Linked DNA regions of Homo sapiens: region 2 is linked to region 1. Evidence: read pairs that join two places in POLR2A ChIA-PET (ENCODE). Cell type or tissue: OCI-LY7. All regions are shown on one strand. Links, peaks and the distances in the headings refer to the core of each region. The heading gives the core; the rest is flanking DNA. Region 1 has its middle 13 kb from the start of ITPKB. Region 2 has its middle 31 kb from the start of PARP1.

Region 1 (15,495 bases), core at 2,780-10,779:
GTGAGCCATGATCATGCCACTGCACTCCAGCCTAGGTGACAGAGTGAGACCTTGTGTCCACACACAAAAAAAACAGAAAACAAAACACCCCACTTCTCTTCAAAAGATACTGAAAAGAATGAAAAGACAATGCATAGACTGGGAGAAACTATATGCAAAGCATACTATTCATAGCAGCTTTATTAGAATTAGCCAAAAATTGGAAACAACTCAAAAGTTCATCAGGTGAATGGATAAACAAATTGTGGTATACAATGGAATATTATTCATTAATAAAAAAGAAATGGACATTGATGTACATACAACATGGATGAATTTCAAAAGAATTATGCTGCCTGAGAAAAATCAAACAAAAGAGAATATCTACTGTATGATTCCAAATATGGAAAATTCTAGAAAACACAAACTCATCTATAGTAACAGAAAAAAGACTGGGTGGCTGCCTGAACATGGAGGCTGTGGAGAGGGGCAGGAAGTAGGAAAGATGAAGGGACATGTAGGACATTGTGAAAGTAATGGATACGTCCACTGTCTTAATTGCAAGGATGATTTTATGGGTGTATACATACATGAAAACATATAACACTGTAAAACATTAAATATGTGCAGTTTGTTGTATATCACTTATAACATAATAAAATTTTTTTTTTTTTTTTTGAGATGGAGTCTCACTCTGTCGCCCAGGCTGGAGTACAACAATTGCGCCATCTCGGCTCACTGCAAGCTCCGCCTCCCGGATTCACGCCATTCTCCTGCCTCAGCCTCCGGAGTAGCTGGGACTACAGGCGCCCGCCACCATGCCAGGCTAATTTTTTCTATTTTTGGTAGAGATGGGGTTTCACCATGTTAGCCAGGATGGTCTCGATTTTCTGACCTCGTGATCCGCCCACCTCGGCCTCCCAAAGTGCTGGGATTACAGGCCAGAATTTTTTTTTTTTTTTTTTTTTTGAGACATGGTCTTGCCCTTGTCGCCCAGGCTGGAGTGCAATGGTGCGATCTCAGCTCACTGCAACCTCTGCCTCCCGGGTTCAAGTGATTCTCCTACCTCAGCCTCCCAAGTAGCTGGGATTACAGACAACCGCCATCATGCCTGGCTAATTTTTGTATTTTTAGTAGAGACGGGGTTTCACCATGTTGGCCAGGCTGGTCTTGAACTCCTGACCTCAGGTGATCCGCCTGCCTTGGCCTCCCAAAGTTCTGGGATTACAGGTATGAGCCACTGTGCTCAGCCAATAAAGATATTTTTAAAAACATAGCTATGGATGGATATAGCCTTTGATGAGGATATTATGGGCCCCATTCCTAGTGTCAAGCACAGTGCTTGACATATAATCTCTCTTCTGGGTGAAACGTTCTGGGTAAGTTGTTCATTTTTTCATTCACATGTTTCATGGAATAACTATGTGTCCCCTTTTTTCAAATATAACTTTGTTAAATTATCACAATCGTTCCAGCTGTCGCATCTATCCTGCAATATCATCCTCTTAGGAATCCTCCTCTGATGGCCCAGCCTGAAATGACCTCCTCCTCCTCACATGTGGAGACTCTGTATCAGCACCCTTCACTCAGCATCCCTCCTTCTGCCTCGCACTGTTAGTAAGCTTTTCATGCTCTCTCCCATAAGGTCCTTGAAGGCAGAGAGCAGCTATGGCTTTTCTATGAACAACCCCCACCTCCCCTGGCCACTTAATACCTTGTCTTACATATATTTATTCATGATTAATTCCTTAGTCATTAAAAATACTATTTTTTAAAAGACAGACTTATTTATGTAAACATATACATACACAAACACAGTCTTGCTACCCTCTGCCACTACTCATGAGGCATATGGTCCGGAAGAGCAAAATGAAAACAGCAAATGTTATGATTCTAGATTGATACAGAAAAGAGAAAGTCCATTTTTACGTTCCCTATACACCTGAGCTTTAGCCCTAGTTTCATGGCTTCCTGGGTATACTTCACTGTTATAACAGCTTATTCTTCATGTATTCATTCATTCATCAAACGCTTACTAAACCCTTCCCTAACTCCATGCTATGTTATAATGTGCTACCTTTTGTCTCCTCCTCTTTGAGGACTTAGTCCCATTTGCATCTGCTATGTCTGGTGTAGGGAAGGTATTTGATCATATTTATTGAAAGGTCTTTGTCCCCAACTCAGGCACGAGCAACAGAAGCATTTTCTGCCTCTCCTAAATCCAGACGCTGCTTTGTGGTGGGACTGGAAGGAGAATACCAAGCTGATTAGGATGATTTCTGCAGCAAAGTGTAAGATACTTATAGGTATGTTCCATTTACATGTGGATATTGAAACAATTATCTAGTTTCAAACTGACTTTTCCAGCCATCTAAACAACAGATTGGGTTGGCTCTGTTGCAAATCTATTAATAAGTTATGCACAGAGACTCAAAATCCATAGAATAGCCATGATCTGAGCCAGTGGTATAAATATATGTATTCACTCAGCATCAAAAATGTATATATACATTTTTTCATTGTCTGTAAACAACCATAAACTGATAAGAGATGGACTGAAAAAATGCGATCCTGCTTTTCCTACCTAAATGTGACTTAGCTAACTTAAACACTCATGTTGAAATGTTGTGTCAAGCCCAGGTGCAGTGCATTAGCACTTTGGGAGGCCAAAGTAGGAAGTTTGCTTGACGCCAGGAGTTCAAGACCAGCCTAGGCAACATAGCGAGACCCTGTCTGTACAAAAATTTAAAAATTAGCCAGGCATGATGGCGTGCACCTGTAGTCTCAGCTACTTGGGAGGCTGAGGCAGGAGGATCACTTGAGCCCAGGAGTTGAAGCTGCAAAAAGCCATGATTGCACCACTGCACTCCAGCCTGAGTGACAGAGTGAGACCCTATCTCAAAAGAAAAGAAAAGAAAAGAAAAGAAAAGGAATGTGGTGTCAAGACTTTGTTTTAATTGAAACCAAGTCATTTGCTGTCAGTTTAAGATGCTGACTCTATATGGCTTTGCACTAAACCTCTTCTCCAGGGATCCCCTCCTACACACTGAAAAGGCTGCCTTTGCTTTAAATCCTAAAGAATGAAGCGTGGGCCGGGCATAGTGGCTCCCACCTGTAATCTCAGCACTTTGGGAGGCCGAGGCGGGCAGATCACCTGAGGTCAGGAGTTCAAGACCAGCCTGGCTAACACGGTGAAACCCCGTCTCTACTAACAATACAAAAATTAGCCGGGCGTAGTGGCAGGTGCCTGTAATCCCAGATACTCAGGAGGCTGAGGCAGGAGAATCGCTTGAACCCGGGAGGCGGAGCTTGCAGTGAGCGAGATCACGCCACTGTACTCCAGCCTGGGTGACAGAGCAAGACTCTGTCTCAAAAATAAATAAATAAATAAATAAATAAATAAATAAATAAATAAATAAAAATAAAGAGTGAAAGGTGAGGAGCGGCCTTAGCACCTTTCTCTGGATAACTGGATTTGTATGACATCTGCGGACCCTTAGGACAAAAATAATTGGTGAGAAAGAGCATTGGAAACGCGTGAGTTACAGGACATTCACAAAATGTTTTCTCTGAGGTTTTGATACAGTGGGCCTTGTGTTTGAATAGCCTCCATTAGGAAGTTTAGGAGAGCCAGAGAAGGACTTTGAGTCAACCTTGATCCATCATTTAAGACTTTAGGAATGAAAAGAAAGTGTTAAGTTTACGTGCTTGGTGTGTAAGAACAGAGTCTCAGAAAAGGTCACCATCTAATGTTCTAACATAGAATAGACGGCTGTCTTTGGTAGAAGAGGGAAGTTTCTCATGCCTCCCATTTCTCCTTTCCCTTACAACAAAGGGACAGCACCAGCAACAAGAGATTATATCTATACTGGTTGCAAACCACACTCAGTCCATGCTTCAGGTGTCTACAGAACTTCTGCTGGTACCCACTAACGCAGCCTACCTCACTGCTGTTTAACCCATGAGCATCTCATTTCAGCTTTGGGTATCATTAACGCCATTCATTTACTCTTTAAACTATGACTGGGTTTTCTAGGCAAGGGGAGAGGGAAGAGAAGGATATGAAGAGGAGTTGTACTCATCTTTAAAGTACTCACAGACTAGAAGGGGAACCAAGTGTTAAAATAGTTATAATTATTTTTATTTTTATGTGATATATGGTATAATAGCACTCAAATGACCAAGAGAGAACAGTGGTAGGGGTGGCCTTGGGCTAGGGGAGGAGATGGGAAGGCTTCAGGAAATGGTTATCTTTTGGTGGACTGTAAAGGATGAGTAGGAGTTCACCAGGAAAAGAAGAGAGTCTTCTAGGCAGAGGCACAGCAATCACAAGTCCCTTGACCCATGGAAGAGCAGGTTTGAGGAGTGTTGAGTCCATGTGGCCAGAGTATATGGTGGTGGTGAGTGGGGGGCAATGGGGGGGGAGAAGAGCCTGGAATAACAGTTTGGGGACATGTGGTGAAGTTCCTTAATTACTATGCTAATTAGCTTGGATTTTCATTAAAAATGATAGGCAGCCACTGAGGAGTTTTAGGCAGAGTGACACAATTAAATTAGCATTTTAAAAAGATATCTCTGAGGCAATACAGAGGATATATTGTAGGGGAAATAGAGACCAGGCTCAGTGGTCTCTATTACAGAGCTCCAGGGCACCGGGCCCTCAGAGATGGGTAAAACACTGCAACACAGCCCTACCTTTCAGGAGCTCGCTACTGCGGAGGGAGCATATTAATTACCTGTTGCTATCCCAAATTACCAGAAACTTAGCAGCTTGAAACAACATGTATTTATTATCTCACAGTTTCTGTAATATGCAGTGTGGTTTAGCTCAGTCCACGGCTTCAGACTACACTTAAGGTGTTGGCCAGGACTGGGCTTTATCTGATCCTCAATTGGGGAAGAATCTGCTTCCAAGATCACAGTGTTGTTGGTGAGATTCAGCAACTTGCTGGCTTTGGCCAGAAGCTTCTCTCGCTTTTTTGCCACGTGAACCTCCTCAACATGGCTACTTGCTTCATCGAAGCGTGAAAGCTTAGAAGGCAACAAAGAGTGTCTGCTGACAAGACGGAAGTTGCAATCTTATGTGACATAATCACCTCCATTGCTTAGAAGATTATAATCCTATCACCTGCGCTGCTTAGAAGCAAATCGCCGAGCCCACTCACACACGGGGCCGTGGATGCCTGCAGGCAGAAATACTTCAACCCATCTTAGAGTCTGTCTCTAAGGATAGAGACTGGTCTTGAACTCTCTCAGAATAATAAGACAAAAATAAGGTAGCTGTATTCTCCAGGGGCTATACAGTCAAAGAGAGGTTATCTGGACTGATCTGTGATTAAGGGAATACTTCCTCAAGGGGCTCAATTAGAATGCCACTACTGTGGTCCTGGAATAAGATGTTGAAGACCTGAAATTTCCCTATTCATCAGTTAATTAATTAATTATTTATTTATTTATTTTGAGATGGAGTCTTGCTCTGTCGCCAGGCTGGAGTGCAGTGGCGCCATATCGGCTCACTGCAACCTCCGCCTCCCGGGTTCAAGCGATTCCCCTGCCTCAGGGTCCCTCGTAGCTGGGACTACAGGTGTGTGTCACCACACCTGGCTAATTCTTTGTATTTTTATTAGAGATGGGGTTTCACCATGTTGGCCAGGATGGTCTCAATCTCCTGACCTCGTCATCTGCCCTCCTCAGCCTCCCAAAATGTTGGGATTACAGGCGTGAGCCACCGTGCCCGGCCTCATCAGTTAATTCTTATTATCCATTGGGTCCTTTGGTTAAGAAGTCCATGGTGGACAAAGGTTTATTTAGTTAGTCTTTTGTTTGTTTTCATTTTTGTTTTTGAGACAGTCTCGCTGCAATGCCCAGGCTGGAGTGCAGTGGCGCAATCTTAGCTCACTGCAACTTACGCCTCCCGGGTTCAAGTGATTCTCCTGCCTTAGGCTCCCAAGTAGCCGGGACTACAGGCACCTGCCACCACGCCTGGATAATTTTTGTATTTTTGGTAGAGATGGGGTTTCACCATGTGGGCCAGGCTGGTCTTGAACTCCTGACCTCAGGTGATCCACCTGCCTCGGTCTCCCAGAGTGCTGGGATTACAAGTGTGAGCCACTACACCTGGCCTGGACATGAGTTTAAATCCCAGTTCAGCCACTTAGAGCTGTGTGAACTTGGAAGTTAGGTAGCCTCTCTTCACATCAATTTCCTACTCCGCAAGATGGGGATATTGCTGCTTACCCTATAGGGATCTTGAAAGATTAAATGACATGGTGTATATGAAAGACCCTAGCATGGGCCCTGCCACATTGGAACTTAGCCAGTAACTTAGGCCACATCCTAAGCAAGACTCACGAGTGCAGAAGGACCTGGATCGAAGTTACAGGCAAAACCGGCTGTGGAAGAGCCTGGTCCTCAGGCTTCTCCTTAGAGGGCAGCCAAGACTGTCACAGACACATCCCACATCAAGGCCCGCTCAGTGGTAAAAGCAAGAGGACCTTGCATCTCCATGTTGTGGACCCTCCTTTGATTTGGTGACCACCTGATAAACACTTGCTGACCCGCCGGGACTGGGGTTCCAGGGCTACATCATCCATCTCTAGCAGCTCTCTAGGGCCCTGAAATGGAGTGTTTCCTCCCCTTCTGAGCTCTCCCCCATCATCCAGCCAATGGTTTAGCACTCGATTGCTTTTTTTTTAAAAAAAAAAAAAAAAAAAGGATCTTGCTCTGTGGCCCAGTCTGGAGTACAGTAGTGTGATCATGCCTCACTATAGACTTGAACTCCTGGGCTCCAGTGATTCTGCCGCCTCAGCCTCCTGAGTAGCTGGGACTACAGGCATGCACCACCATGTCCAGATAATTTTTTCACTTTTTTGTAGAGATGGAGTCTCCCTATGTTGCCCAGGCTGGTCTCAAACTCCTGGACTCAAGTGATACTCCCACTTCAGCCTCCCAAAATGCTGGTATTACAGGCATGAGCCACTGTGCCCAGCCTAGACTGCTTTTAAAGGTATTTATTATGTGCCCATCTCTGTGCTAAACTAAAACACCCGATTTAAACAGGTGTTAAAACAGGTGTTTTAAACAGAAGCAGGGGTGAGGGGAGGAGCTCATCTTGGGCTGAGGCTTTGTTTTTCTGTCCTAGAGGCCATGTGCTCCCTGCTAAGTTGGAGCTGAGAAGCTGGGAATAGGCTGAGATGCTCTTCCTTCACTTGTTCTCCTGAGTACAGCCTCCGTGCTTGTTGTTACATAATTTCTATTAAAATTCCTGGAAATGCAGCTAGAAGAGTAGCTCCCAAAGGAACCCTGAGGCATGAATGCTGAGGTTGAAAGCTTCCCATCTAAACTGTGTCTCCAAGTGCTGACAATGCCAACCCGACTCACATCGTCATTGGTGACAATGCCAACCCAACCAACTCACATTGTGTGCAGGATTCCCAAATGCCCAGCAGCTTCAAAAATAGACATCTTCTCCAAAGAGAGCAGACACGGTGAAAAGCACAAAGATGAATGACTTCAAATTATGAGATGCAAAGAATGCCAACTTGCTCACATTAAGGTAAGGTATAATAGGTTGTAGGAGGTTAGGAAGTCATCTATGAGGCCACCGCTTTTCCAGTGGTTCCTGCATGCCCCCACCCTGCTGTGCTTATTGCCATAAAGCATCACAGAGCACGGCCCGACAGTGGTCAGGGTGCTCAATGGCAAGCAACAGAAACTGTGTATTGCTTCTATAAGCACAAGATAAAGTTATAATAAAGATATGGGGAGCTCATAAAATCATCAAGAATACCAGAAAATCAAGCTTAGGAGATGGGGCAGGAATGGGGGAGGCTCCCCAGGTCAAATCACTCCTGAGGGTTTGTCCAGTGCCACATAAGGTGTTGTCAACACAGCTCCTGCTGCAGCACTGATACTCCTGGAACCTGGACGTGGCCATGCTGCTGGCACCATTACCACAAAGATGGCTTCTCCATGGACCTGCTTCTCTGTGTCAATGTCCAGTGGGTGTGTCTGATTGGCTGAGCTGAGGTGTGTATCCATACCCACCCCCGGAGGCTGGGGAAGCAGGCATCTCAGGCTTGGAGGCTGCTCAACTAAAGAGCCCAGAGGGTCCACTGGAGCCCCAGGGCTGACTTCCAGGCAAGTGAGCAAGTGAGTTCTCACAGCATCTTTTTCTTCTTTTTTCTTTCTTTCTTTTTCTTTTCTTTTTTTTTTTTTTTGAGATGGAGTCTCGTTCTGTTGCCCAGGCTGGAGTACAGTGTCACAATCTTGGCTCACTGCAACCTCCGCCTCCCAGGTTCAAGCGATTCTCCTACGTCAGCCTACCGAGTAGCTGGGATTACAAGTATGCGCCACCATGCCTGGCTAATTTTTGTATGTTTAATAGAGACAGGGTTTTGCCATGTTGGCAGAGCTGGCCTCAAACTCCTGACCTCAAGTGATCTGCCCGCCTCAGCCTACCAAAGTGCTGGAATTACAGGTGTTAGCCACCGTGCCCAGCCATCTTTTTCTTTAAATAATTAAAAAGTGATTAAAAACCGGGCATGGTGGCTCATGTTTGTAATCCCAGCACTTCGGGAGGCTGAGGTGGGCGGATCACCTGAGGTCAGGAGTTCAAGAGCAGCCTGGCCAACATTGCAAAACCCCGTCTCTACTAAAAATACAAAAATTAGCCTGGCGTCGTGGCGGCCACCTGCAGTCCCAGCTACTTGGGGGGCTGAGGCAGGAGAATCACTTGAACCCAAGAGGTGGAGGTTTTGCAATGAGCTGAGACTGTGCCAGTGCACTCCAGCCAGGGTGACAGAGTGAGACTCTGTCTCAAAAAAAAAAAAAAAGTGATTAAAGGTAAAAAGGGAAGAAGACAAATTCATTCAAAAAATGTTACTGAGCAGTTATATGTCAGGCAGTATTCTAGACTGTGAGGATAGAGCAGGGAGTCACACACAAGTCCTGACCTCAGAGAGGCTTCACAGTAATGGCAGATAGGGAGTAACAAGCCTGTATATGTGTGTGTGTGCGTGTGTGTGTGTCTGGTGTGTGTGATGTTGATAAGAGCCGTGGAGAACATGGAGAACAATACAGGCAGGGTAAGAGGGCCTTGGGAGTGCTAAGTTATTTTGTAGAGGTGGTCAGGGAAGACTTTCTGCCTAAGATGATGTCTGAGCAGAGATCTGAAGGATGGAAGGAGGGAGGACGTCATTCAGCCACCAGGGAAGAGTGTTACCCACAGAGGGGACAGCCAGAGTAGAGGCCCTGAGGCAGGAGCACACTTGCAGGGTCAAGGAAGCAAACAGCCATTGTGGCTGAGGCAGAGTGAGAGAAGGGAGCATTGGAGAGAATAAGGTCAGGGAGATAGTCAGGGCTTTTCCCAGGGCAAGAAGAGACACTTTTGGAAAGTTTTGAACACGGAAGTAAGATGACCTGACCCACATTTTAGAAAAAGCCCTCTGGCTGCTGGTGGAGAACAGAGGGTGGAGGGGCAAGAGAGCAGGCAGGAAAAGCATTCAGGGGGCTCCTGTGGGAGGCCAGACTGGAGGAGCAGGGGTGAGGCCAGGCGGGAGAGCAGAGGTGCTGAGAAGGAGGCAGGCTCTGGATGCATTTGAAGGTAGTCACCAGGTTTGATGCATCGGATGTTTTATACTCTTGTGCTCTCTCTGTCTCTCGCTCTGTCTCGTTCTCTCTCTCTCTCTCTCATACACACACATGCATGCGTGCATGCATATACAAGAATACCTACTTTTATTCTACTTCACAGATATTGTTTTTGACAAATTGAAGGTTTGTGACAACGCTGCTTCAAGCGAGTCTTTTTTTTTTTTTTGAGATGGAGTCTCACTCTGTTGCCCAGGCTGGAGTGCAATGGCGTGATCTCGGCTCATTGCAACCTCCGCCTCCCAGGTTCAAGCGATTCTCCTGCCTCAGCCTCCTGAGTAAGTGGGATTACAGGCACATACCACCATGCCCGGCTTATTTTTGTATTTTTAGTAGAGATGGGGTTTCACCATGTTAGCCAGGCTGGTCTTGAACTCCTGACCTCAGGTGATCTGCCCACCTCGGGCTCCCATAATGCTGGGATTACAGGCGTGAGCTACCTGTTGTTTAGTGTATCCACCTTCATCACTTATCTCAGCTGGATCTTCTGGATAACTTCCTGCTGCTTTTTCATTAGCACTTGCTGCTTCTCCTTGCACTTTTATGTTAGGAAGGTGGCTTCCTTTCTTAAACCTCACGAACCAACCTCTTTTAGTGTCTGACTTTTCTTCTGCAGCTTCCTTATCTCTCTCAGCGTTCACAGAATTAAAAAGAGTTAGGGCGGGAGCCACCACGCCCAGCCGAGCAAGTCTATCTTTGCAATTTTTCCAACAGCATGTGCTCACTTGGTGTCTCTGTGTCCCATTTTGATAATTCTTGCAATATTTCAAACTTTTTCATTAATATTATATCTGTGATGGTGATCTGTGATCAGTGATCTTGGATGTTCCTACTGTAATTGTTTTGGGGGTGCCACGAACGGCACCCATAAAAGTCAGCAAATTTAATCCATAAGTGCCGTGTGTCCTGACTGTTCCACCAACCAGTATACCCCATCTCTCTCCCTCTCCTTGGGCCTCTCTAGTCCCTGAGAAACAATAATATTGAAATCAGGCCTATTAACAACCCTACAATGGCCTCTAAGTGTTCAAGTGAAAGGAAGAGTCACACATCCCTCACTTTAACTCAAAAGCTAGAAATGATTAAGCTTAGTGAGGAAGGCAGGTAAAAAGATGAGATGGGCCAAAAGCTAGGCCTCTTGTGCCAAACGGTTAGCCAAATTGTGACTATGCAGGAAAAGTTCTTGATGAAAATTTAAAATGCTACTTGAGTGAACACACAAATAACAAGAAAGCAAAATAGTCTTACTGATGACACAGAAAAAGTATAGTGGCTGGGATAGAAGATCAAACCAGCCACAACATCCTTGTAAGCCAAAGCCTAATCCAGAGCAAGCCCCTAACTCTCTTTAATTCTGTGAATCCTGAGAGAGATGAGGAAGCTGCAGAAGAAAAGTTAGACACTAAAAGAGGTTGGTTCATGAGTTTTAAGGAAAGAAGGCACCTTCCTAACATAAAAGTGCAAGGAGAAGCAGCAAGTGCTGATGAAAAAGCAGCAGCAAGTTATCCAGAAGATCCAGCTAAGTGATGAAGGTGGATACACTAAACAACAGGTTTTCAATGTAGATGAAACAGCCTCTATTGAAAGAAATTAATAAGTAGACTTTCATAGCTAGAGGTGCAAAGTCAATGCCTGGCTTCAAGGCTTCAAAGGAGAGGCTGACTCTCTTGGCAGGAGCTAATGCAGCTGGTGACTTTAAGTTGAAGCCAGTGCTCATTTACCATTCCAAAAGTCCCAGGGCCCTTAAGAACTATGCTAAATCTACTGCCTGTGCTCTGCCAATGAAACAACCAAGTCCGGATGTCAGCACATTTGTCTACAACATGGTTTACTGAAAATTTTTTTTTTTTTTTTTTTTTTTGAGATGGAGTCTCGCTCTGTCACCCAGGCTGGAGTTCAGTGGCGAGATCGTGGCTCACTGCAAGTTCTGCTTCCCGGGTTCACGCCATTCTCCACCTCAGCCTCCCGAGTAGCAGGGACTACAAGCTCCCGCCACCATGCCTGGCTAATTTTGTTTTTGGATTTTTAGTAGAGACCAGGTTTCACCGTGTTAGCCAGGATGGTCTCAATCTCCTGACCTCGTGATCCCCCTGCCTCGGCCTCCCAAAGTGGTGGGATTACAGGCGTGAGCCACCACGCCCAGCTGGTTTACTGAATATTTTAAGCCCGCTGTTGGGACCTACTGCTCAGAAAAAAAGATTCCTTTCAAAATATTACTGCTAATTGACAATGTACCTGGTCACCCAAGAACTCTAATGGAGATGAACGAGGAGATTAACATTGTTTTCATGCCTGCTAACACAATATTCATTCTGCAGCCCATGGATCAAGGAGTAATTTTGACTTCTAAGTCTTATTATTTAAGACATACATTTTGTAAGGCAATAGCTGCCATGGGTAGTGATTTTTCTGATGGATCTTGGCAAAATAGATTGAAAACATTCTGGAAAGGATTCATTATTCTAAATGTCATTAAGGACATTCATGATTTATGGAAGGAATCAAAATATCAATGTAAAGAGAAGTTTGGAAGAAGTTGATTCCAACCCTCATGGATAACTGAGGGGTTCAAGACTTCAGTGGAGGAAGTGCCTGAAGATGTAGTAGAAATAACAAGAGAATTGCAGTTAGAAACGGAGCCTGAAGATGGGCCTGGATTGCTGCTATCTCAAGATCGAAAAACTTGAATGGATGAGGAGTTGCTTCTTATGGATGAGCAAAGAAAGTGGTTTCTTGAGATGGAATCTATTCCTGGTGAAGATGCTGTGAACATTGTTGAAATGACAATAAAGGCTTTAGAATATTACCTAAACTTAGTTGATAAAGTTGCAGCAGGGTTTGAGAGGATTGACTTCATTCTTGAAAAAAAACTTGTACTGTGGGTAAAACGCTATCAAACAGCATTGCGTGCTGTAGATATATCTTTTGTGAAAGGAACAGTCAATCAATGCAGCAAACTTCACTATTGTCTTATTTCGAGAAATTGCCACAGCCACCCTAACCTTCAGCAACAATCATCCTGATCAGTCAGCAACTATCAACATTGAAGCAAACCCTCCACCAGCTAAAAGATTATGACTTGCTGAAGGCTCAGATGATTGTTAGCGCTTTTTAGCAATAAAGTATTTTTAAATTAAGGTATGTACATGTTTTAGACATAATGCTATTTCACACTTAATAAACTATAGACTACAGGACAGTGTAAACATAACTTTTTTTTTTTTTTTGGAGACAGAGTCTCACTGTCACCCAGGCTGGAGTGCAGTGGCGAGATCTCAGCTCACTGCAACCTCCGGCTCCTGGGTTCAAGTGATTCTCCTGTCTCAGCCTTCTGAGTAGCTGGGATTACAGGCGTGCACCACCACGCCTGGCTAATTTTTGTATTTTTAGTACAGACAGGGTTTCACCATGTTGGCCAAGCTGGTTTTGAACTCCTGACCAGGTGATCTGCCTGCCTCGCCTCCCAAAGTGCTGGGATTACAGGCATGAGCCACTGCACTCAGCCATGTAAACATAATTTTTATATGCACTGGGAAGCCAAAATACTCATGTGACTCATTTTATTGCAGTGGTCTGGAAACAAACCCATGATATCTCCAAGATATGCCTGTACATACACATTGTGTGTATGTTTGGGCAAAACAAGAAAACTGTAATTCTAACCAGAATGCTGTTTAAAAGTTATCATTACATAGTAAAATAAACATAGATTAGAAAGAAGAGTGAGGTCAATTTCATTATTAAGCCGTAAGTTGATTTACACAATCCCCCAATTTCTTGCTATTAATTAATAATAATTATAACGATAGATAAGTGCTTATGAGGTGCCGGGTACTGTTCTGAACACTTTACATATGTCATTTACATGTATTGATCATTTAATTATCACAGCTAAGCCATGAGGTAGGTAATATTACTGTTCTCACTTTAAATGCAATGAAACTGAGGTATGGAAAGTTTATGTAAGTTAAATAAGAACCATTTATAGAGAAATAAAGTTTTGCCTATAGTAAAAGATGAAATAAGCCAGGCATGGTGGCATGCACCTATAGTCCCAGCTACTCAGGAGGCTGAGGTAGGAGGATTGCTTGAGCTCAGAAGTTTGAGACCAGCCTAGCCAACATAGCAAAACCCTGCATCAAAAAAAAAAATGGAATAGGCCGGGTTGCGGTGGCTCACACCTATAATATCAGCACTTTGGGAGGCCAAGGCAGGTGGATCACTTGAGGTCAGGAGCTCAAGACCAACCTGGCCAACATGGTGAAACCCTGTCTCTACCAAAAATACAAAAATTAGCTGGGTGTGGTGTCACATGCCTGTAAGTCCCAGCTACTCCAGAGGCTGAGGCAGAATTGCTTGAACCCGGGAGGTGAAGTTTGCAGTGAGCAGAGGTTGCGCTACTGCACTCCAGCCTGGGTGACAGAGCAAGACTCCGGCTCAAAAAAAAAAAAAAACACAAAACAGTAATCATTAAACAACCACCTAAACATATGCATTTCTCACTGGGATCAAACAACTCACCTATAAAATGAGGGCATTAGAAAGGTGATTATGAAAGTCCTTTTACCATAACTATCTGTGACTCCTTCACTGCTAGCAGAGAAAATAGTCCCCCTTTTCTCCTTTGATTATAAACAATAAATACAATCAATTCATGTTTTCTAAATGCCTATAATGAGCAATTAAAGATTACTTGAAAGAATAGCTTGATTTCATGAAGTACTTATGTTGTTGCTTAAATAATTGTTATTGATAATATTTAGTTTGATGAAGTGTTCCTTTGTTTAGAAAAATTGTACTCTGGCCAGGCGTGGTGGCTCATGCCTGTAATATCAGCACTTTGGGAGGCCGAGGAGGGTGGATCACCTGAGGTCTGGAGTTCGAGACCAACCTGGCCAACATGGTGAAACCCCATCTCTACTAAAAATACAAAAAATTAGCCGGGCGTGGTGGTGGGCGCCTATAATCCCAGCTACCTCGGAGGCTGAGGCAGGAGAATCGCTTGAACCCAGGGGGCAGAGATTGCAGTGAGCTGAGATTGCACCATTGCACTCCAGCCTGGGCAATAAGAGCGAAATTCCATCTCAAAAAAAAAAAAAAAAAAAAAGAAAGAAAGAAGAAAAAGAAAAATTGTATTCTTTCACATATACAGAGCCAAATATTCCTCGAAATGGATGAAAAGTCAACAAAGAGTGCTATAGTTCAAGGGACAGCTACATAAACCACTCGTCTACCCACCCATCCATCCATCCATCTGTTCATTCTTAAAAGACATATTTATTGAGCTCCTAATATGTGTTAAATTGTGGCAAGTTAAGATGTTACGAGACAGCAATATTCTCAATGTTGGATGGTATAAAAGCATAAGGACTTTGAAGTCAGGGATGCCTGGTTTCAAATCCTGGCTCAGCTGTAGTTTTGGCTTCTGTGTAACTTTGGGCAAAGCACTTAACTTCTCTCATCCTTAGATTGCTCATCCGCACAACGGAGACAATAATACCCACTTTGATGTGTTGTTGTAAGGATCGGAAACAACACATATGAAGCCCATGTAGCCCTATGCTTGGCTTGGAGTAAACTCTCAATAAATGATGTCTCTCAGGGTCACCTCTCTGGGACAGCTCTTCACGCCTTTGAACTCTTTGAACCCCAATGCCCAGCATCCTGCTATGGCTGCACCACTCCCGCAGAGCCCCCGTCTGCTCATTGCTATCATCATCAGGGGTATAGTCAGGGACACCTTGGGCAGCTCCCTGCAGCAAAAGGAGCCAGGTAGAAGAACCAGTGTGGGTGGGCTGGGAGCTGGAGGAAGAGATGGAAGAGTCCAGAACCTGCTCTTTCTCACAACCCACGTCATCTTCATGG
Region 2 (15,495 bases), core at 2,668-10,667, 310 kb before region 1:
TTCAGCAATCCTCCCACCTCAGCCTTCCAAGTCGCTGGGACTACAGCCATGTGCCACTAGGCCTGGCTGATTTTTTTTTTTTTTTTTTTTAAGTAGAAATGAGGTCTTGCTGGCTGGTCTTGAACTCCTCAGCTCAAGTGATCCTCCCACCTCGGCCTTGAAAAGTGCTGGGATTATAGGAATGAGTCACTGCGCCCGGCCAAAAAAATATTTTTTTTTTAAAAAAACAAGCAAACAAAGAATTTCATGGCATATATGCCTAAGTTTGGAATGGCTAATTGTTAAATTAAGTCAATACTTTGCTTGGACCATGTTTAAGAGTTTAAATATACATATATATCTACAAAGAACACAAACAAATTTACAAGAAAAAAAAATCCCATCAAAAAGTGGGCAAAGGATATGAACAGACACTTCTCAAAAGAAGACATTTATGCAGCCAACAGACACATGAAAAAATGCTCATCATCACTGGCCATCAGAGAAATGCAAATCAAAACCACAATGAGATACCATCTCACACCAGTTAGAATGGCGATCATTAAAAAGTCAGGAAATGACAGATGCTGGAGAGGATGTGGAGACATAGGAACGCTTTTACACTGTTGGTGGGACTGTAAACTAGTTCAACCATTGTGGAAGACAGTGTGGCAATTCCTCAAGGATCTAGAACTAGAAATACCATTTGACCCAGTGATCCCATTACTGGGTATATACCCAAAAGATTATAAATCATGCTGCTATAAACACACATCACACGTATGTTTATTGCGGCACTATTCAGAATAGCAAAGACTTGGAACCAACCCAAATGTCCATCAATGATAGACTGTATTAAGAAAATGTGGCATATACACACTGTGGAATACTATGCAGCCATAAAAAAGGATGAGTTCATGTCCTTTGTAGGGACATGGATGAATCTGGAAACCATCATTCTCAGCAAACTGTCACAAGGACAAAAAACCAAACACCACATGTTCTCACTCATAGGTGGGAATTGAACAATGAGAACACTTGGACACAGGAGGGGGAACATCACACACCGGGGCCTGTTGTGGGGTGGTGGGGGGGATAGCATTGGGAGATATACCTAATGTAAATGATGAGTTAGTGGGTGCAGCACACCAACATGGCACATGTATACATGTGTAACAAACCTGCATGTTGTGCACATGTACCCTAGAACTTAAAGTATCATTAAAAAATAAAATAAAATACAATAAAAACAGACTATTAAGCAACATTAAAATATATATATATATATGAAAATAAAACATTTAAATCCAACTATAAATGGGAAGTAAGTGGGCTGTCCATATCTCCTGGTTAAGAATGTCATGCTGCTCTGCACAAGCTGGAATTGCACAGGGATCATGGTGGGGGCCTAGAGGGTATGTTTGGTGTTGCTCCCGGTTTGGGCAAATGGACACACAGCCCTGCTTGAGGATCCAAGTCCCACAGGCTGCCGGCAGAGCCTGTTTATCCCTCACAAAGAGGTTGTCATCAATTTCCAATTAGCTGGAAGCTTGGCGGGCAGCTTCAGGCTCCAGACTCCATCATACTAATGAAGGCGGGGCCCCTGCTGGAGACAGCGCTGAACGAGGATGGAAGTCAAATTAGGTTATTCCTATGGAGGGATATCCAGTCTTTGTTTTGGGGCTGCTGGCTTACCTCTGCAGGGAGGGGAATTTCTCTGGACTCGTAGGGTGAACTCGACCCAACATCTTCCTCTGGGCTGGGGTGCTGGGAGTGAGAGGTGAGTGAGCCTCAAGGCTCTGTGTCTTCCTTCCAGAGGGGGCAGGCAGAGCTGAGGACAGAGCTGTGGCATTGTCTGTTGCCTTGGACTTGTAGCAAGGAGAAACACTGGGGTCCCGGAGCCTGGGGGAAACCCCTAGAGGGGGCTGCATCATCTGTCCACGGGCAGATGAGGTGAGGGGAACTGGGAATGGCTTCTCCTTCGGAGTGACGGGGGTAGCCCAGACTCCATCATGGGGAGCTGACTAAACCTCAGGCCCTAGGTGCACTGACAGGACGGGGCCTGTTTGCAGTGGCAGGAAAGGAGAGGCCAGAGACCTTCATTCTCTAGTCGGCAGTCTGAAGGGTGGCAGCAGGCTTCAGAGCTGTTGCTGGGGAGTCTGTAGGAGCAGCTGCGCTCCCTTCTTCACAGGCAGTGCCCTGGGAATACCAGGTTTCCTTATTGATTTGCCCTAGTCTGTCAGATGCAAACAGGCTTTCATAGAATCCAAGGAAACATCTGCTGAGAAGAATTACAGTGGGCAGTAAAGCATTTCTCTGGGGAGCTTGTGTGCTCGTTCTTTCCTCCCCCTTCTCCTCCGGCTTCTGGGAGGGGTTTGAGATATGGAGAAAGACCATTCTGAGCTCCCTCATGGTGGACCGAGGGTCAGGACCAGCCCTTTGCCTTCTTGCCATGGATTCTCAGGAAGGCGGAAACAACCAGGTGCCTTGATGGGCTGCGACCTAGCAGAGGGGCAGGCACGCGGCTCATCCTGACCCCATGCTCAGCGTCAGGGTCTCCACCTCGGGACCCCCATCAGCCTCCTGTGTGCTGAGCATGTCCAGCACTACACAAGGGGATTATGGGAGGAAGGGGGAAATGCAGGACAGAACTGAAATAATACTTCTTCAGTGAAGACTTGGGGCTAAAGAGCCAAGGCCCGGGACCTGCATGCACAGCATGTGAGATGGGCAGAGGGGCCATGTCCCGTTGGCTCCAGCATGGAGGCTCCTGAGTGGAGCCATGTGTGTCCACAGGCATGGGGTCAGTGGCCTCCACATACGTGATCTCCTGCGCCCTTCACAGAACCCCTGCTGGCCAAGCTGGTCAGGCATCACCTCCACGAAGCAGAAGGGTTGCTGCCAATGAAGTCATGGCAGAATGGGGACAGGAAAGGAGAGTCCATCATGAAACCCCATGCTTCCTACACATGTTGCCTGATTCCAGTGGTTCTCAATCTTATTCTTATTTATTATTTTTTAAAGAGACGGGGGTCTCTGGGAGTTCCAGGTTATAGTGTGCTATGATCACACCACTGCACTCCAGCCTGGGTGACAGGGTGAGATCCTGTCTCTAAATAAATAAATTCATTAATTAAAAAAAAAAAAGAAAAAAAGAGACAGGGTCTCACATCTCATTCTGTTGCCCAGCTGGAGTGCAGTGGCATGATCATGGCTCATTACAGCCTTGACCTCCTGGGCTCAAGCAATCTTCCCATCTCAGCTTCCTGAAGACCTGGGATTACAAGTGTGAGCCACCATGCTTGGCTTGTTCTCAATCTTTAGAGCCTAGAAGGATCATGAGATGTAAAAATGAAATTCCTAGGCCTCACTCCCATAGATTCTGATTAAGAAGGTCTGGGGTAGGGTTCAGGGATCTGCCTTTTAACGGAAGGGGGCAGATGAAACCATAATTGGAGAAGCATTGTCTCAGTCCAGTAAAACTAACAGATATCCACAAAGATCTGCAGTTGCTTTAAATTCACCAAGAGGCTTAAATTAATTAACAAGCATTTTCTGAGAGCCTATAATTATGTCCCCAAGTTATTAGGGCCTGCTTCATGGGTGAGCGCATTGCACAAGGCCCCACACTTGAGGTTTAGTGCTCTGTGGTGGCTGTCCTTGAAATTCTCCATGATTTACTCTTTGCGTCTGTGCTTTTTGAGACAGTCTCACTCTACTGCCCAGGCTGGAGTGCAGTGGCGAGATCACGACTAGCAGCCTTGACTTCCTGGGTCCAAGCAATCCTCCTACCTTCCCTCCCGAGTAACTGGGACTATAGGCCTGCTTGGCTAATTTTTACATTTTTTTGTTGAGATATGGTCCCGCCGTGTTGCTCAGGCTGGTCTCAAACTTTTGGACTCACATGATCCTCCTGCTTCAGCCTCCCGCTTCAGCCTCCCAAAGTGCTGGGATTATAGGCGTGAGCCACGATGCCTGACTGGATCTGTGCTTTTGTAAGTGAAGTCTAATGGGACAGTGGAGCATATGAGGGGTCTTGGTGCCTGGGCCTCACAACCGTTGCCTCTGGCCTGTGGGTTCTTAGCCTCACTGTTCTCAGCCCATCCCAAGATCGCAGCCACCAGCCTTCCCAGCAGGAGTCTGGGCCCAGGCAGGAAGAGCCAGTGTCTGGCATGGGTACCCCATGGTGTCTTAGAGCGGGCCATGGTGGCAGCTGGCCAGCCTACCACCCCTGGCCCCAGGTACTGATGTGTTCTGGTGTGCAGATCTACACATCCTAGGGGTCTCCTCTCTGCCAGGTTGGAGCAATGGGTCAGTGGGAGAGGCATATGCCTGCCTGGACTTCCCCAGACCTGGCTTCCTGACCTCTAGGAGGTTACAACTGACGTAAATGGAGAGGAAGGAAGCTGGCATTGATTGAACGCACACTCCTCTCTAAGACTCATTTGCTTTTCGCTGATATATCCTAGTGCCTAGGACATTGGCATGTGGGCAGTGCTCAAAAACACTCAGGGAAGGAATGAATACATGGAGAAACTCTTTGAGGTCGATTTATATTTCTTCCATTTTACAGATTAGAAATTAAGGGTTAAGGAGGCTAAACAACCTGCTGGAGGTCTAAAATCAGTAAATGACAGAAATAAGATTTAAATGCAGGTCAGAATTCCAAAGCCTTTGCCCTTTCTGTGTCACAAGTCTAAAGACATGGCTTAAGCACACTGGCTGCTGGGCCAGGATTTGACCAATGATGCCAGTACTGACCCACCAACTGTCCAATCGCCACCAAGTCAGAGCTTCTCCTGGGAGTGGTTTCCTGGTTGTCCCTGGATGTCCAAGGAGGAGAGGGATTCTGAGCCCAGTAAGAGATTTGTGATTCGGATTTTCACTGGTTCTGCTCTTCGTGGACCATGTCTCAGTCCAAGGAAAAGAGAGGACTAAAGAGATATATTCATGAAAATCCTCTAATTCAACTGACTCAATTAGGACTTTCCAATTGCTCAAATTGAAAATCTCAACCCAAAATGAGCTAAAACTATTTAATCTTATTTCATGTAACGGAAAAGTCCAAGCCTGGGTAACAGAACTTGACCCCATCTCTACTAAAAAAAAAAACCAAAAAAAAATTATCTGGGCACGGCAGCATGCGCCTGTAGTCCCAGCTACTCAGGAGGCTGAGGCAGGAGGATCACTTGAGCCCAGGAGGTTGATGTTGCAGTGAGCCATGATTGTGCCACCTCACTCCAGCCTGGGTGACAGAACAAGACCCTGTCTCAAAAAAAAAAAAAAAAAAGAAAAAAGAAAAGAGGAAATTCCAGAGCTAATCAGACTCCAGGTGAGTTGATTCCAGGGCTCACCAAGGACCCAGGCTCTTGCCATCTCTTAATGTTTCATCCTCAGTGTTGGCAGCTGCAGATGTGACATCTAGAGGAAGTTATTGGGACTGGGCTAGACTATTCATCTGGGGCGGAATGGATGTTGAGGATCAACTACAACGTCACCACATCATCAGTGCACAAGCAGCCCTGCTTTAGGACCTCACTGGAAAACATCCCAGGAAGAAACTGTCCATCCTACATTGCCACAGACCACTGCCCAGCCCAGGCAGCCCGAGGGGTCTAGCATATCAGTCACACCAGTGGTGGCAGTACTGGTTGTACCAGCAGAGCTAACTGGGTGCTGGTGGTGCTTGATCCCAGAGGAAGCTGCAGTGTACCTTCACAAGGCTCGGTAGTCAGCCAAGGTCCCAACAGCAGCCATCACCAAAGGAGGCTGCACCTGGACAGCAGCAGTAGGAGGAAGAGTGGTAGCTGGCACATGACACCCAGGACTTATTTGTTAACACATCTGAGACGCCCCTGGGGAACTGCAGAAATAATTGAAGTTCCTGCAGGTGGCTGGCATCCAAGCATAACAGATGGGGCAAGGTGAGCTAGCGAAGCTTGGCTTTTCTTGCTAAAGGAACTCTGTCAGCCCCGGACACTGGTTATGTGTACAATGCCTGAGAGAGCTGGGTGAGAGAGCCTCCAGCGTAAGGCTCCCGTCAGCTCTGCCCCCTCCCTGGGTGGGAGTTATCACAGCTTGGACACAATTCCAGGGGAAACCCGGGCCAAACTCTTCTCTTTGAGTGTGCCAATGGTCACGTAATGTTAATGCTGGTTGTTCCTGGGTGGTGTGATTAGATTACTTTCTTTCTTTTCCTTTTCCTTCCCTTTTTTCCTCATTGATTTTTCCCTTTCCTCCCTTCCCCTTCTTTTCTTGCTTTCTTTCTTTTTTTTTTTTTTTTGGTAATTTTCTGTACTACTAAATTAAAAAATGTTTTATTAACCTTTTCTGAATAGATGCTACATCTCATGGTTCAAAACTAAAAAAATACATTTAGAAAGTAATCAATGAATCAGAAGCCACATGTAGGGCTTGTAAATGAAACCAACAAGCAAACAAACAGTGAAGAATCTTCTTTATATCTCTATCTGCCCAGTTTCCCTTCAGCCCTCCTCTTTTCCATTATATTCTTTGGTTTATCCTATAATAACATGTGTATGCTTGCAGAGTTTCTTTATGCATATACAAACAGGTGAAAATATATTTTTATTTTCTCCCCCTTTTTTGCACATATATACTGCTGTATACCTTACCTTTTTCACCTAACAACATACCTTGGAGATCTTTATCAGTACATAAAAAATCCTCACTTTCTTGTATAGCTGCCCTTTGTGATAGGGCATGATAATACCACAATTTTTAAAAATCGTCTGCTATTGATGGGCCTTCAGTTTGTTTTCAAACTTTTGCTAATCCAAATGATGTTGCATCAAAAAAACTTGTGCATACATTATTTTGCATATATGTAAGTATTCCTGTGGGATAAACTCCCAAAAGTGTAACTGCTAAGTCAAAGGGAGTACGTGGTTGTGATATTGACTGATTTGGCAAATTGCCCTCTGTAAGTGTTGCATTAATTTATACCACCACCAGGAGTATCTAAGAGTGTCTTTTCCCCACAGCTTTGCCAACAGAGAGTGTTATCAAATTTTTGGAATTTTGTCAGTCTGATAGGTGAAGGTTATCTCGGTGTGGTTTTAAAATCATCCTTATTGGGCTATGATTTTAATACAACAGAATGGACTCATTTTAGTCATACAGTTCAAAGAGTTTTGAATCAATCAAGGTATAGAACGTTTCCATCACCCCAAAAGATTGACTTGTGCCCCTGCCCAATCAACACCCTTCCCATCCTGTCGGGAGAAACCACTACTGTGATTTTTATCACTATAAGTCAGTTTTGCTTTTGGCTCTCTCAGCTCTTTTGGCTCTCTGAGCAGCACCATGGCAGTTGGCAAGAATAAGCACCTTAAGAAAGGTGGCAAACAGGGGGCCAGGAAGAAAGTGGTTGATCCATTTTCTAAGAAAGATTGGTATGATGTGAAAGCACCTGCTATGTTCACAAGAAATATTGGAGAGATGCTAGTCACCAGGACTGAAGGAACCCAAATGTATCAGATGGCCTCAAGGGTTGTGTGTTTGAAGTGAGTCTTGCTGATTTGCAGAATGATGATGTTGTATTTAGAAAATTCAAGCTGATTACTGAAGATGTTCAGGGCAAAAACTGCCTGACTAACTTCCATGGCATGGATCTGACCTGTGACAAAATGTGCTCCATGGTCAAAAAATGGCAGACAATGATTGAAGCTCCTGTCAATGTCAAGACTACCAACGGTTACGTGCTTCGTCTGTTCTGTGTTGGTTTTGCTAAGAAACACAACAATCCGATATGGAAGACCTCTTATGCTCAGCATCAACAAGTCCGCCAAATCCGGAAGAAGATTTTGGAAATCATGACCTGAGAGGCGCAGACAAATGACCTGAAAGAAGTGGTCAATAAATTGATTGCAGACAGCATTGGAAAAGACATAAAAAGGCTTGCCAATCTGTTTGTCCTCTCCATGATGTCTTCATTAGCAAAGTAAAAATGCTGAAGAAGCCCAAGTCTGAACTGGGAAAACTCATGGAGCTTCATGGTGAAGGTAGCAGTTCTGGAAAAGCCACTGGGGACGAGACAGGTGCTAAAGTTGAACGAGCTGATGGATATGAACCACGGTCCTTGAATCTGTTTGAAGTTAGGACTTACAATAGTGGCAAATAAAAAAGTCTTATTTGTGAAAGAAAATTAGTTTTGCCTGTTTCAGAATTCACAGAAATGGAATCAAATAATGTGTACTCTTTTCTGACCAGCTTCTTTTGCTCAGCATGTTTTTGAGATTCACCCATGATGTTGCATTCCTTTTTATTGCAGAGTAGTATTCCATTGAATATTCAAATATACCACACCTTTTGGGTTTGTTTTTCATTCATATGTTGATGTTCATTTTTTCCTATAAACTTTATAATCAGTTTGTCTGGTTAAAAAAATGGTGTTTGTAATAGACTGCATCCCCTTTATCAAGTAAATTATGGAGAACTGAAGTTTTTATTATGTTGAGTCTTCCTCTCCAAAAACATGGTATATTTATTCCCTTTGTTCCAGCCTTCCTTTATGTTCCTCAGTGTGTTTTAAAGCTTTACCCAATTCTGGTTATAGTCATTCCTAATTGTTAGCAGGTGGCAGGTTTGGCTTTTTTCCCCAATTTTCCTTGCTTAAATTTAGAAAAAAAATTGAATATGTATACTTTTATTTTTTATTTTATTGTATTGTATTTTTTGAGATGGAGTCTTGCTCTTTCTCTCAGGCTGGAGTGCAGTGACGTGATCTCAGCTCACTGCAACTTCCATCTCCTGGGTTCAGGTGACTCTCCTGCCTCAGCCTCCCAAGTAGCTGGGGCTGCAGGAGCACACCACCATGCCCAGATAATTTTTGTATTTTTACAAAAATACAAATTTGATGGATATATAATTTCCAGCTTGGGACTATTATGGATAAAGCAGTTATGAACAATAATGTACAAATATTTTTGTGTTTATATGCTTTCATGTGTCTTCAGTAATTTCCAAGAAGTGAAATTTCTGAGTAATATGATACAATGTATGTTTAACTTGGTAAGAAACTAGCCATCTGCTTTCCAAAGTGGTTGTACCATTTTATCCTCCCATCAGCAAAGTACAAAAGTTCAATAGTCACATATCCTTATCAATACTTGATATTGTTATTATTTTATATTTTGGTCATTGTAGAAGATATGTGGTGGTATCTAATCATAGATTTAATGTGCATTTCCATGATGATTAATGATGTTGAACATATTTTCAAGTACTTATTGGCTATTCCTAATCTTTGGTTTGTTTGTTTGTTTGTTTTCTTTATGAGACAAGGTCTCTCTTCCAGGCTGGAGTGCAGAGACTGGTGCAATCATAGCTCACTGCAGCCTGGAACTTCTGGGCTCAAATGATCTTCCCACCTCGGCCTCCCAAGTAGCTAGAACTACAGGTGACTGCCACCATGCCTGACTAGTTTTTTAATTTTTTGTAGAGACAGGGTCTTGCTACATTGCCCAGGCTGGTCTCGGACTCTTGGCCTCAAGTGATTCTCCCATCTTAACCTCCCGAAGTGCTGGGGTTACAGACGTGAGCCACTGCACCCAGCTCTCTTCTTAATCTTTTGCGGAGTGTCTTGTCAAATCTCTTCCCCATTTTGTATTGAGTTATTTGTCTTTTTAATACTGGGTTATTGGAGTTCCTTATATAACTCTCAGTGAAGTTTTAATTTGCCTTCTTTTGTGATGTATGACATTGAGCATCTTTTCACATGCCTAAGAGCCGTTTGTATTTTCCTTCCTGTGAACTGTCTATTCATATCCTTTGCCTCTATTTCTATTGAGTTGTTAGTCTTTGTCTTACTGATTTCTAGAAAGTCTTTATACATTAGAAAGGTTAACCCTTTGTCTGAGATAGGAATTGCAATTATTTTCCCCAGTTGCTTGTTCACTTTTGACTTAGCTTATTGATGCTCTTTGCCATGCAGAGGTTTTAATTTTTATGTATTTGAACTTATCAATCTTCTGTGGCTCCTGAATTTCTGAGTCATGGGTCTTCCTTATTCCAGGATTCAAAGAGATTCTATCATGCTTTATTCTATCATGTCTTCTCTCATGTCTTAGCCCAGATTACCTAGAAAACAGATCTTTTTTTTTTGTTTTTTTGTTTGTTTTTTTTTTGAAATGGAGTCTTGTTCTGTGGCCTAGGCTGGAGGGCAGTGGTGTGATCTCAGCTCACTGCAACCTCCGCCTCCCGGGTTCAAGCGATTCTCCTGCCTCAGCCTCCTGAGTAGCTGGGATTACAGGTGCATGACACCACGCCAGGCTAGTTTTTTGTATTTTTGGTAGAGATGGGGTTTCACATGTTGGCCAGGCTGGTCTCTAACTCCTGAGCTCAGGTGATCCACCCACCTCGACCTCCCAAAGTGCTGAGATTGCATGTGTGAGCCACCACGCCCAGCCGGAGAACAGATCTTAAAGCAAAGCAATAGAGAGATGAAATTACAGTGAAGCAAGAGAGAGTAAAAGGGGATGGAGAAGGCGAGGCAGGAAGGCACATGCAAGGTGGCTGGCCAGGCTTCACAAGAAACAGCAGGATGCTTCCAAACAGTTCTTTGGCCACAGGGGGAGGAAAGGAGGGGCGTTATCCATTGTTTCCTTCTATCTCTTTTCTACCATTGGTCCGAGCTTGTCCTGAGGCTGCTACTGCTCTGCCCTTCAGGTATGGGCGTGTTTCCCAGTTCCATTTACTGACAAGTTCCTCTTCTCCATTGATTTGAAAGGTCTCTTTTGTTATACACAACATTTCTATTTTTTAATTTTCTATTTAAAATTTTCTTTTCTATTCCATTGGTCTTTCTCTTCAAGCTGTTTTATTTATTTATTTATTTATTGAAATGGAGTCTTGCTCTGTTGCCCAGGCTGGAGTGCAGTGGCATGATCTCGGCACACTGCAACCTCCACCTCCTGGATTCAAGCAATTCTCCTGCCTCAGCCTCCTGAGTAGCTGGGACTACAGGTTTCTGCCACCACACCCGGCTAATTTTTGTATTTTGGGTAGAGATGGGGTTTCACTGTGTTGGCCAGGCTGGTCTTGAACTCCTGACCTCAAGTGATCCACCTGTCTTGGCCTCCCAAAGTGCTGGGATTACAGGCGTGAGCCACTGTGCCAGACCCCAAGCTGTTTTAATTATTGAAATTTTGGAATATGTTTTAGTATCTGGTAGGCCTCGTTCCTCATCTTCTTTATCAGTATTTTCTTAGGTATTCTTATTCATTTTTTCATAAACTTTATAAACAGTTTGTCTGGTTAAAAAAATGGTGTTTTTAACAGACTGCATCACCTTTATAAATTAAATTATGGAGAACTGAAGCTTTTAGTATGTTGAGTCTTCCTCTCCAAAAACATGGTATATTTATTCCCTTTGTTCCAGCCTGCCTTTGCGTTCCTCAGTCGTTTCAAGGCGTTTTAAGGCTTTACCTGATTCTTGTTATAGTCATTCCTCGTGTTAGCAGGTGGTAGGATTGACTTTTTCCCCCAATTTTCTTTGCTTGAATTTAGAAAAATAATTGAATCTGTATACTTTTAAATTAAAACAATAAATAATTAATTTTTAAATGGTAAAATAAAGGGGAGAAAGGATAGTTTTTTTAAAAAAATAAGAACATACTATGTACCTCATAAATAAGTACAATTATTGTATGTCAATTAAAAAATAAGATAAAATAAATTTAGAAATAAATAAAAATTATAAAACGAGAACAAACACCAAAACCAAAGTTTTGTGTGTTTTTTTTTGTTTGTGTGTTTGTTTGTTTTAGAGATGGGGTCCTACTAAGTTGCCCAGGCTGGTCTCATACTTCTGGGCTTAGGTGATCCATCCTGTCTCAGCCTCCCAAAGTGCTGAGATTACAGGCATGAGCTAGCATGCCTGGCCCCAAACCAACATTGTACTTTCTCCGGTCTGGCGAGGCTGAGTTCTGGTAGCCTGAAAATGCTGACGCAGCCATTGACTGGGTTTGACCCAGGAGCTCTGAGGGGCCCTGAGAGCTCACAATCTGGCAGGGGAGGGTGGAACGGATGAGAGGTTGTTGCTTTTGCTCGGCTAATGTGGGAGTCCACATTAGTCCGAGGCTATTCCCAGGGCCACAGAATCTACTTTACCCACTGCCCTCATCTTTGGTAAAATGCCTCTCCCAACTGAAGAATAAACACACTTACTTTCTCACTTACTCTTTATTTTTAATTTTTTTTTTTTTTTTTTTTTGTAGAGAAGGGTGTCTCATTATGCTGCCCAGGATGGTCTCAAACTCCTGACCTCGACTTCCCAAAGTGTTGGGATTACAGGCATGAGTCACTGCACTCAGTCACTCTCTCACTCTAAGAACCTCCTTGCTCAACTAAATTTCTTTCTTTTGATGCCAGGAAGTCATAGGCTGGGAGCTGGCATCAGACTTGCTCTGGAATCTATTTTTATTACCTATGTATCACTATGTGAGTCAATGACTTTGCCTGCTGAGCATCAATCACAAAGAAACCGCTTTTCCCAGTCAGAGTTCTGGGTGGCGATCTGGGGGACAAAGGCAAGGAGAGGAAAACTTGGGAGGTTTTCTAGGTGTTAGTTCTGCCCTGGGGTCACACAGCAAGTTGCCTTCCTTTCCATGTGTTCTCTGTCTGTGTCTTCTCTTCTCCAGCCTTTCTGCTTCTTTAGCAGAAGACATCTGGCCGAATGTCACGGAAAGTGTTTCATTCAATGCATTTAAGAAATGAGATCAAAGTTTCTTTCTATAATTGGCTTACACACACTGTTGAGTCAGCTTTGCTTTTCCCTGTCTTTCCCCGTTTTATTTTTTTAATTTTTTTTGAGATAGGGTCTTCCTCTGTCACCCAGGCTGGAGCGCAGTGGCTCAATCACAGCTCATTACAGACTCGACCTCCTGGGCTCAAGAGATCCTCCCGCCTTGGCCTCCCAAATGTGCTGGGATTACAGTTGTGAGCCACTGTCCAGGCCTCCTCTGTTTTATTTATGCAAGTATTTCAAAGGTATTTCAGGGAATATTCGCACCTTATGACTTTGTTCTTCAGAGAAAGTTAAAGAGTCTTATCTGGGAAAGATGAGGCAGGAATCCAGGAGGGAGGGAGAGATGAGGTTCTGGGTGCCTCTGGAGCTGGCTTTGGCCAGTTTTTTAGAAGAATGTAATTCTTGCCCCCTCTCTTCAACCCAATGCCTGTCCCCGTCTCACCAGCACATTTACTGGAGGGACAATCTAATCCCAATGGCCAAGCCATTCTGTGCAAAACTCTTAAGCTCTTCCCAGCACCAGTCTTATTTTATTACCTTTTTCTTTTCTTTTTTTTTTAAACTCACACCAAAAGCCACATTCAAAGCACCAGTCTTATTAGCTCACCTTTTCTCTCTTTCTCCTTTCTCTTGTGGTTGGAGAGGCTTTATGGATGGGAAGGACTGAAGTGAGTTAGCTAACTAGAGATTTATTTGGTTTTGAGGGACCTTGTTCCACCTATTTTGGTTCAGAGTCTAGTCAAATAACTTTATTAAAGAAGATAAGCTTGTTGTGTTCCGTCTTAGGATACCAAACCAACATGCCTGTCTCTTCAAATGTTCCTCAAATGAGGTAGTGCTTCAGTTAGGTTGCCCGTGGCTGCAAGCAATGAAAAATACAGCTCTGCTCACTTAAACGATAAAGACAGCTATTGTCCTGTGAGGCAGTCAAGGTGCTTGGCCCCCTAAATCACTGACATGAGGCAGATTGACTAATAGGAGAGAAGACATATGAATTTGTTTAACATGTATACACAGGAAGCTTCAGAATGAAGACCCAATCCCCTAGTGGGGTGCAGAAGCTTATGCACCACCTTGAGGTTGCAGAGAGAATGTGGGCTCAGAGCATGGCCCCAGACAGGTTTCAGTGGCAACACAGGTTGTGGGAGGAAGAAAGGAAGTGGCTTGGCTAGCAAAGGCAGTCCTGTTGTGTAGATGAAACCTCACGGGGAGCAACCCTCAGAAAGAGCAGATGGCGGATGCTTCTTTTCAGACCTGCAGGTGTCAGAATCTCAGTTAATCTTTCCAGACAAGGGAAGGGCTGGCTGCATTAATGCAGAGTCTCTACAGATCTACAGGTGCAAATTTCTCCCGCAAAAGACAACCTTACAGGCCACTTCAGAATATGTCAAAGAAATCTGTTTTGGGGTAAAGTATTAATATTTTGATTTCCTTCACCTGCATACTCAAGTCCTGAGGGGAGGTGGACGACAGGATGGACACCACACAGGCCTCTGGATCTCTTTCTCTGTCAGCCTCTCCCCCAGCCTCCTCTGGGCACACACTTCATCTTCAGGGCTGGTGCAAGATGGCAGCCCCAGTTCAGCCTCAGTGAGAAGGAGAATGTTCACAGGAAAAAAGTGCAAGTAGAAAATAAAATCCTAAGGCCCTCAACCAAATGAACAGACCCCATTTTGGCCAAGGGGATCCCAGATAAACCTTAAAAACAGTGCCCAGCTGTGACAGGACAGGAGGTCAGACAAGCCTCATTACACCCCCTCCCTTTTGCGGTTTAGACGCAACAACTGACCAGCATTAATGATAAAATAGAGATTACAAGACAGACAGAAGAGGCTCTTTTTGGCAATAAGATACCAAATTATACATAGGACCTAAGGCCATGCCAGGTAAGGGTTAAGCGTGCACAGTTTATTAAAGAATAAACTATGTTCTCAGATGTGAGGGTGATCTGGCTGCGACACCTGTCACCCCATGGATCATCAGGGTTGATTCGGCTGATCCGGCTGGCTAGGTGGGTATCCCCTTCCTCCCTCTCTCTCCAAGTACGTCCCTCCCAAAGCTGCGCACTCAAAGAGGATGACCATCCCCGATGGAGGAGGACCCAGCTTTGGTCAAGGATGTATGAGTAGCCATGCTCCCCTGCTAGAACCTCCAAACAAGCTCTCAAGAATAAGCTATGTTCTGTCATAAGGTTTTTCTTTTTTTCTAGCAGCTGAACAAGCAATGGCCTCAAGATAAGCAAGATGAAAATAATCATAGCTCCCCGCCAGATGCTGACTGACCCTCTTCCTCCAGCCACAACTACAGCTTTGACTGGACAAGAAACTGATGGCTGTGACTTTCTCTTGATAAGAGACCACTGACCATGAGCTGGTTCTAGCTGGTTTACAGAGCTTGTGCACTTGAGTGCCCCCATATCTCTGCTTCACCTTTTGATATATAGGGCCCAACTGTAATACATTTACGTGTTAAGTCTCTGCCTCTAAATGAACATGGGTCATATGTAACATGCATTTTTATTCAGTATGCAGGTGTTCATGAACCACCTTCATGAATATTCATAGCTCCTCCTATCATCTGTTGAATATATATACTTGGCCAACCCATTCAACATAAATCCCTATTTCACCCTCCCCTCTTGAAGTGCCTACTTTCAGGGTCTGCTGGAGGCTACAGTTCCCAGCCTGTGGGATGGCCAGTCTACAGGTTGTGACCCCTATTATAAGAAATAAAGGCTCCTTTTCTAA

What was found. Peaks named below come from ENCODE experiments on the same cell type or tissue, not always from the same donor. Only the 100,000 strongest peaks of a DNase experiment are listed, where the experiment ranks them.
Region 2: POLR2A ChIA-PET joins it to region 1 with 5 read pairs; 1 of 35 experiments calls an interaction of 5 or more read pairs at or near these places.

The regions. Positions count from the first base shown.
Region 1 is chr1:226,744,659-226,760,153 of GRCh38, forward strand. No RefSeq gene overlaps it. Among named protein-coding and RNA genes, the nearest start is that of ITPKB, 13 kb to the left of the region's middle. RefSeq lists an enhancer at 9,642-10,141. In OCI-LY7, for the core only: no CTCF peak of the experiment used is centred there; DNase peaks (open chromatin) are centred at 5,013 and 7,053.
Region 2 is chr1:226,431,256-226,446,750 of GRCh38, forward strand. It overlaps the pseudogene RPS3AP7 and the pseudogene RN7SKP165. Among named protein-coding and RNA genes, the nearest start is that of PARP1, 31 kb to the left of the region's middle. RefSeq lists an enhancer at 1,410-2,262. In OCI-LY7, for the core only: CTCF peaks have their summits at 5,432, 6,937 and 7,139; DNase peaks (open chromatin) are centred at 5,416, 5,856 and 6,935; H3K4me3 peaks cover 2,106 bases; H3K27ac peaks cover 4,158 bases.